Linked DNA regions of Homo sapiens: region 2 is linked to region 1. Evidence: chromatin loops called from intact Hi-C (ENCODE). Cell type or tissue: PC-3. All regions are shown on one strand.

Region 1 (4,000 bases):
GTGACAGAGCAAAACCCTGTCTCAAAAAGACAAATAACCAACAACAACAAACAACCTGTTCCTGCCTTTTGACCTCATTGATAAGACTTTCAGGAGTTTAAATAAGCAGAGATGTATTCAACAATCTATGCATACAACAACAGATTTCCATAAGTTTTTAAAGAAATCGAAGTATCTTTATACTTTTGGCTGAGATAAAAAATTCACATTTTTCCAGTTGGCATGTGTTACTTTTATCATTAACAACTCATTACAAGTCTTTAAAAGACTGTTTTCTTTTTCTTCTACTGTGTTTTGTAGCTTCTTCTCAGAGCCAGGACAATGAGGACAGGCTGAGGGATGTCAGACCATAGCCTTGTCTCCCGCGGGCCAGGCAGAGCATCCCAGGACACCCACCTTCACAGTGAGCACTGTCCTTCATGAACAATTCACCGATTAACAACCTCGGGCCCCAGGAAGTTACACTGTGCCCAAGTTCTTCCGGAGGCCACAACAATAAATCCAAGCCACCGCTAATGTTATTTATAAGCTGTGGGATTAAAACAGAAAAAAATCAATTAATTAAGATTAGCCCTTTATCGAGACTGTTAGCATCTTACTTTCTCAGAACCGAGACCATGTAAGTGACCAATTCTTCTCTAAGAGAATGAAAGAGTTTGCCATTTTTACTGTAATAAAAGGTTTTCACTCAGATGGATTCAAAATGGTCTTAGTCTAAGAGATAAAGCCTAAAAGAATGCTTTATTCTCTAAGAAAAACCACCTCTTATATCACAATGGTCAAGCTATGCCAGTAAGCTGAGTCTCAGTTTCTACGTTTATAAAATGAGAAAAATACTACTTGCTCCACAGGGCCATTGTGAAGATGAAATGGGAGAACACAAGGCAAAGACCTGATGCAGGGCCTAGGACATGGAAGTCCCCAGCAAAGATTTCCTCCTTCCTTGGGACAAGGCAGTACTGAACAGTACAGAAAGGAGAATGAAAAGTAGGAAGAAGAAATTAAGATCTTGAAGCAGTCACACAAAACAGAATCCCAAAGTAATATAACCAAAAGGGATTTAGGTGTGTTTTACAGAAAATGTTTAAGAGGGATGATTGGAAAGTATTATGTAGATATATTTGTGTATGATATGCTTCTGCAATAGATACAGTCAGAATTTGGAATCAGAATTTCTGGGCTCCAGGAATTACTATTTTAATTTTTTCTACCAAAGTTTAGTTTCTTCTACTCCAGAATTTCATACAAATCGAATCATATGACCGGGCATGGTAGCTCACACCTAAAATCCTGGCACTTTGGGAGGCCAAGACAGGAGGGATTGCTTGCACCTAGGAGTTCGAGACCAGCCTAGGCAACATAATGAGACCCTGTCTCTACAAAAACATTAGCCTGGCATGGTGGCATGCATTTGTACTCCCAGCTACTTGGGAAGCTGAAGCGGGAGGATCACTTGAGCCCGAGAGGTTGAGGCTGCAGTGAGCTGTGATTGCACCACTGCACTCCAGCCTGGGCAACAAGGCAAGACCCTGTATAAAAAAAAAAGAGAGAGAGAGAGAGAGAAATTATAAAGCATAAAGTGTGAAATCTTTTGCATAAGGCCTCTTTTACCAGCATGGTGATTTTGCAATTCATCCGTGTTATTGCATGTACCAGTGGGTGGCTCTTTCTATTGCTGAGACGTATTTCATTGCATGGATATACCACAATTTGTTTATCCCCAATGGACATTTGGGCTCTTTCCAGTATTTGGAAATTATAGATAAATAGATAAAACTGCTACTAATATTTTTGTTCAAGTCTTTTTGTGAACCAGACTTTTTTTACTTTAATAGATAAGTCATGTTACCTTTAAATTGTCATCATTTCCATATGTTTAATAGCTGGTGAGGCTGTGCATTTTTCCCTCTGATGATAATCCCATTTCTTGAGTGCTGGCTATAGTGACAGGTGCTCTAATTTGTCCTCATGAGAATCCTGCAAAGTGGATGTAATCATATCTATATTAGTCTGTTTTCACACTGCTGATAAAGTCATGCCTCAGACTGGGCAATTTACAAAGGAAACAGGCTTAATTGGACTTACAGTTCGACGTGACTGGGGAAGCCTCACAATCATGGCAGAAGGCAAGGAGGAGCAAGTCACATCTCAACATGGATGGCAGCAGGCAAAGAGAGAGAGCTTGTGCAGGGGAACTGCTCTTTTTAAAGCCATCAGATCTCGTGAGACTTATTCACTATCACAAGAACAGCACGAGAAAGCCCCGCCCCCATGATTCAATTACCACTGGGTCCCTCCCACAACACGTGGAAATTGAAGATGAGATTTGGGTGGGGACACAGCCAAACCATATAAATATCCATTTTCCATAAGAAGGGAGAGGCACAGGCTCATCAAGCAAGTTGGGTGTGTGGACTCTGAATTATTACTGAAGCTGGGCTCACTCTAGGCCACACTGTGGCTCCCTTGGGCTGTGACAATGGCTCCTGAGCAAACCAGTTGAACTCATCCTTTGCTCACTTCCTGGAAAGGCATCTAGACCTGCACATTATACATTTCTACCAATTTTAATCATTTGCAGTTAGATTGGTGATATATTTTTCTCAATTCTGTTGTTTTCCTTTAATACATCTTTTGCTATATTTTGTTGCATAAACATTTATTTATTCAGACCCAACTATTTTGTCTGATGACAAGCTCAATTTTTCAAGAGCCAGAAATTTATCTTTGCTCCACTGCTAGAATAAATCTGCAGTTCTGCTTTCTTATTTTTAATGTTTTTTGTGTTTTGCTTTCTGACATATTGGATATGCAGCCACATACCTATGGGAAGTATCTGCTCAATAAATCGCAAAATGGAAATGTGACTTCTGTTTTATACCTGGGAAATAGATGCCAAGATAATCGAACCTGTTTCCTGAAGCTGTATGGGAAGGCCAGTAGGGGAACTTGATTCTTAGTTCACTGTTTTTAGCCCTCAGCAGGGTCTACCTTGGCCCCTGACCACCCCTAGAGGAGGAGCTGTGTTCACCACACTCCGCTTAGAATGGAGCTCTCTGAGAGAAGTGCTGAGAATTACAGAGCATGGGTTCCGGTGCAGGCTTCATTCTTCCTCCTTCTTTACTTCTCTCCTACTTTCTTTCAAGTTTAAAGTTTTAACGATTTCTAAAGTCAACAAAGGACAAACACGCTCAGAGCTGGAAGGAACCTCATAGTCATTCATCCTTTTATCTGGCAAACACTGGCTGAGCTAGGTCTTGTGGGGCCCCAGTCTAGAAAGGCTAGGTCCAGTCCGAATCTATTGAGGGAAATGGACATCGAGACAGAAGGAGAGTAAGGGGATAGAGATTCCTCCAGGGATTAGGGCTGGGGCCCTGGGGCTTCACTCACCCCAACCAACCAGGGGGGCCAAGAAGTGTGCCCTGAGGAGGTGGGGCCCGGGCCAGGCTGGAGGCTGAGCCTCGGGGTCTGGGTGTTGGGTGGAGTGAGCTAGCACAGGAAAACTCCTCCATCCCCCAGGGACACAGCCCCAGGCCAGGCAGGGAGATGAGAAAGGGCCAGTGGGGCGGGTGAGCTTAGGAGCAGTCACTGGAGCTCTTCCCTCTAGGGAGGCGGGGCGGGAAGATGATGCAGGGAGGATGGGAAGGATGCAGGGAGGATGGGAAGGATGCAGGGAGGATGGGAAGGATGCAGGGAGGATGGGAAGGATGCAGGGAGGATGGGAAAGATGCAGGGAGGATGGGAAGATGATGCAGGGAGGATGGGAAGGCCATGTGGGCCTCTCATCTTGCACAGAAGCTCACGGTTCTCCTGGGTAGGGGGAGGGGAGTGGCGTGGCTTACGCCTGGGCTGTAGGAAGAACATTCTGGCTACAGAGGGGAGGGTAAGTTTGAGGAAAATATGGAGAAATGGACATGATTTGAACCATAATAGCTACAGATGTTAAGGCCCAAACTAGGGTAACAGTAAGAATGAAGAGAATAATTGTTTAGGAAGTAAA
Region 2 (4,000 bases), 110 kb after region 1:
GGCGGTCGGGGGCGGCGGGCGCGGGAGGAGGTGGCGGCGGAGGGGGAGGTGCGAGCCGGGCACCGCCCCCGGCCCCTCCCCGGCCTTCCCCGCGCAGAGCTCCGACCGCGGGCGGCCCAGGGGCGGGCGCGCCGCTGCATCCCCATCCTCGTCGTCGCCCGGCACAGCGCGAGCGGGCGAGCGGCGCGGGCGGCCGGAGCGCCGAGGCCCGGCCATGGCCACCACCAGCACCACGGGCTCCACCCTGCTGCAGCCCCTCAGCAACGCCGTGCAGCTGCCCATCGACCAGGTACCCCGAGGCGCCCTGGCGCCGGGCGTCGCGCCCTCGCCGCCCCTCCCCGCCGCGGTGCCACCCGACCGGGGGCCCGGGAGGAGGGTGGGGGCTGGGGCCGGGCGCCCGGTGCCCCCCTACCCGCCGCTCCCTGGAAGGGAGGGGGCAACAAGCCGGTTATTGTCCCAGAGCCCCCTCCCTCCTGGGTGCGCCCCCAGCCCGCCATCCCCGGGCCGAGCGGGAGGTGGGCCGGGCGTTGTTGCCGGCGACAGCCCCCGGGGAGGGTGGTCGTATGGGCGTGCGGGTGTGCATGCGGTCCCTGCCCTTCGCGGCAGCGGCGCTCGGATCCGGTGGTCGGGTCCCGGAGCAGCCCCCGGTGCGCATGGACCGGGTTGTGGAAAGGGTGCGGAAGGCTGCGCTTTGGGGAGCCTGGCGTGGTGCTGCCTGCCCCGCGCGCGCCTCTGAGCGACCCCCGGAGAGGCTGATGCATGGGTCTGGGTGTGCTGGGTGCCTTAGAGACGGCGTCGATGGGTGCTAGGGGCCCGGAGAGGCTTAAGCGCTACTGCACTTTGGGGACAGTTTGCGTTGGATTGTGGCTTAAGAGAGACAGAGGCAACAGTTTGTGGGAAGGCAGACAGGTTATGAAGAAAAGTCGGAGTTAATCCCAGGATTCTTGCTGACAAAGTGGCAACCTTGTAGATTGATGCAGCCACTTTACCTCCTTGCCCAGCCCTCAGAAAAGCTCTTGACAGTGTCTAGGGAAGGGTGGTATTTAAATGAGGCCAATCGAGTTTGATGGTTTAAAGGGCCTAACGATTACTGAGAAATAAACAGCATTGTGATGGGAAAAGCAGCGCCATTTTTACTGAGAAAAGAAAGTTTGGAAGTATTTTGTTGTGACAGTGAGATTTAGGGAAGTTGTTAATGAGGCGGGGGCTGGGGGGCGGGGGTGTATAGTTAGGTGATTGCTCTAGCCCCAGGCTAAAGGTAGTTAACTTTGGAAATTTTGCTTACAGTTATTTCAAGTGTACTTAACCTGGAAGTGTTTGGACTTCACACGGGATACTGGTTCACTGTCTTGAACTTGAAGGTGCTGCTGTCATTTAGTCTTCAGGGATTTCACTTCAATACGGGATTCCTTCTTGTCCAGACGGCTTTCCATAGCAGCAAGCTGGAAACCTGACATTAGGATACTAGCTGCTTTGTGCTTTACTGTTTTAAATAAAATCGCCTTAAGTATGTCGAAGGAGTGTTAAACAATTGTGGCTTCTGTTGAAATTCCACATCGCGGTCATAACTTCTGGTTAATAGTAAAGTACCTATCCCCCACCTGTCTTGAACAAGAGTTCTAATGGGTGTCTTGCTAATAAAGTATGGTAGTGAAATTAATCGTGTATTCGAAGAAAATATTCTTCTCTCTTTATTAATAAATTGACCAGAATTTAGGGTTTTTCATCCTCCCGGCCCCGCGGAGGATTCTTGCTGACATTTCCACACTGGTGTGCAGTGTATGACCTTTTAGCATATCACACTCCTGCCTTAAATAGGCTACTTCCAGTATATCAGCAAATGCAGGGTGGGTGTCTGTTGAAAAGTTCTTTGCTGATGAGGAGCAAGGGAGATAGGTTTATATATTTACATTTCTTTCAGAGAGATGGGCACATGTTCACGTTCCCTTTTTCTCTCCCCCATCTTTCTTTCCCTCCCGCTCCATGTCTGCCATAGCCCTACCCGTCCCTGCTATGCTGAAATATTTTCTTGACTATGCTAATAATACCTATTCATTTATATAATGCTTATAACTTTTTAAAGTGATTTGCTATTAATGAACGCATTTAAGCATCCAGAGAAAGTTCTTTTCAGTACTGAAGTAAGCAGGAGAATCAAGGGAAAGTGACAGGACTTAAAATTTTTGACATCCTTCTTTATTAGCTAAAGGTCTTAAGTTGGTACCTTGGGACTACTCTAAATTTGTACAGCCATGTGTAGCCCTGACTTTGTATAGCACAGTCGTGCACTGCATAGTGACATTTTGGTCATCAGACCACATGTCTGCTGGTGGTCTCGTAAGATTATGATGGAGCTGAACAATTCCTATTGCCTAGTAAAGCTGTAGTCATTGTCATGTCGTAGCACCACGCATTACTCATGTGTTTGTGGTGATGCCAGTGTAAACAAACCTAATGTGCTGCCAGTCCAAACCTACTGTGCTGCCAGTCCTATAAAAGTCTAGCACATTGTGTATACTACACAATTAGGTACAGTACGTAATATTTGATAATCCTAAGTGCATCACTGGTTTATGTATTTACTATACTTTTTATTGTTGTTTTAGAGTATACTCCTATTTATTTAAAAAAAAAATTAACTGTGGAACAGCCTGAGGCAGGGCCTTCAGGAAATATTCCAGAAGGCATTGTTATTGTAGGACATGACAGCTCCGTGCATGTTATTGCCCCTGAAGACCTTTCAGTGGGACAGGCTGTGGAGGTGGAAGACAGTGATGTTAATGATCCTGACCCTGTGTGGGCCTAGGCTAGTGTGTGTGTTTGTGTCTTAGTTTTTAATCGTTTTTTAAATTAAAAAAATTTTAATAGAAAAAAGCCGATAGAATAAGGATATAAAGGAAGAATATTTTTATACAACTGTACAGTATGTTTTACGCTGTTATTATAAAAGAATTAAAAACTTAATAAAGTAAAAAAGTTACAGTAAGCCAAGGTTAATTTATTATTGAAGAAAGGAAAATATATTTTATAAATTCAGTGTAGCGTAAATGTAGAGTATTTATGAAGTCTACAGTGGTGTACGGTAAAGTCCTGGACCTTTGCATTCACACGCTGGTCACTCACCCTCCTAGGCTGTACCATCTGGTCTAGGTGTGTAGCAGACTATGCCATCTAGGTTTGTGTAAGTACACTATGGTGTCCACACAGCAACAAAATTGCCTAATGATGCATTTTTCAGAACATAGCCTCATCATTAAGTGACACATGACTGTAGTTTGAGTTGTTTTCTCTTTGAGCAAGGCTTTAAAATATTGGATTAATACCACACAAGCCTTAACTTTTCATAGTGATAATAAGTTGTTCTTTGAAGCACCTTAGAGTTGACTTTCTTGTTGATGAAGCTGTTGGAATAACTAAAAACTCAATTTTGTAAAATTGGATGACTAAAGTCATTTATCCATTATTTTAAAGTTGAGCAAAATAAAAATTTTTATAATGTAAATCATTTATTCCAAGTTGAGAGAAATCTTATGAATTTGTTATAATCACATAGTGTGATTCAACAGGAAAAAGACAAATCAGGAAATGAAAAGTGTAAAAATATAACTTGTTAGTATGTTAATTTGGTATGTGCTAATTAACAATGTTTTGAAAAATTGGGAAATTATAAAAGCAGTTGTTTGATGTCCGAGGAAGAAAAGGACTTTAGTGTAAGAAAAACAATTAACTTTTTACTAGGTAAGTGTGGAATTTATGAGATGATAGAAATTATGGGTCTGCATGGAATGTAAGAATGCACCTTGCAGGGCAAGGTAGCAGAAAGGAGGAAGTGTTTTGTGGTTAGGCTGAGGCCAGGGAAGGAAAAGAAGCAAAATACTTTGCCTTAGACTCCTGGGTTGCTTAATTTTTACTGAGAATTCCAGAGGTATTGGAATTTAGGTAGCCATAGTATTTGTTCAATAGGCCTTAAATTTTAATAAAAATGTAGAATCTATTATCA

The links. A loop is a pair of places that touch in the nucleus more often than their neighbours do. Peaks named below come from ENCODE experiments on the same cell type or tissue, not always from the same donor. Only the 100,000 strongest peaks of a DNase experiment are listed, where the experiment ranks them.
Region 2: it touches region 1 in a loop (5-fold over the local background); 9 of 110 quality-filtered maps call a loop at or near these places.

What each region holds. Positions count from the first base shown.
Region 1 is chr2:9,113,102-9,117,101 of GRCh38, reverse strand. It overlaps LOC105373416 (a long non-coding RNA gene), which reads right to left. Exons shown (of 3, transcript XR_922772.4): 2 at 1,850-1,977; 3 at 1-529. It overlaps LOC105373415 (a long non-coding RNA gene), which reads left to right. Exons shown (of 4, transcript XR_922770.1): 3 at 301-403; 4 at 852-1,336. Among named protein-coding and RNA genes, the nearest start is that of ASAP2, 92 kb to the left of the region's middle. In PC-3, a CTCF peak has its summit at 2,453; no DNase peak of the experiment used is centred here; H3K27ac peaks cover 1,580 bases.
Region 2 is chr2:8,999,829-9,003,828 of GRCh38, reverse strand. It overlaps MBOAT2 (membrane bound glycerophospholipid O-acyltransferase 2), which reads left to right and starts at 145. Exons shown (of 13, transcript NM_138799.4): 1 at 145-289. The coding sequence starts at 215. RefSeq lists silencers at 1-231, 775-1,069 and an enhancer at 834-1,488. In PC-3, no CTCF peak of the experiment used is centred here; a DNase peak (open chromatin) is centred at 2,418; H3K4me3 peaks cover 3,805 bases; H3K27ac peaks cover 3,447 bases.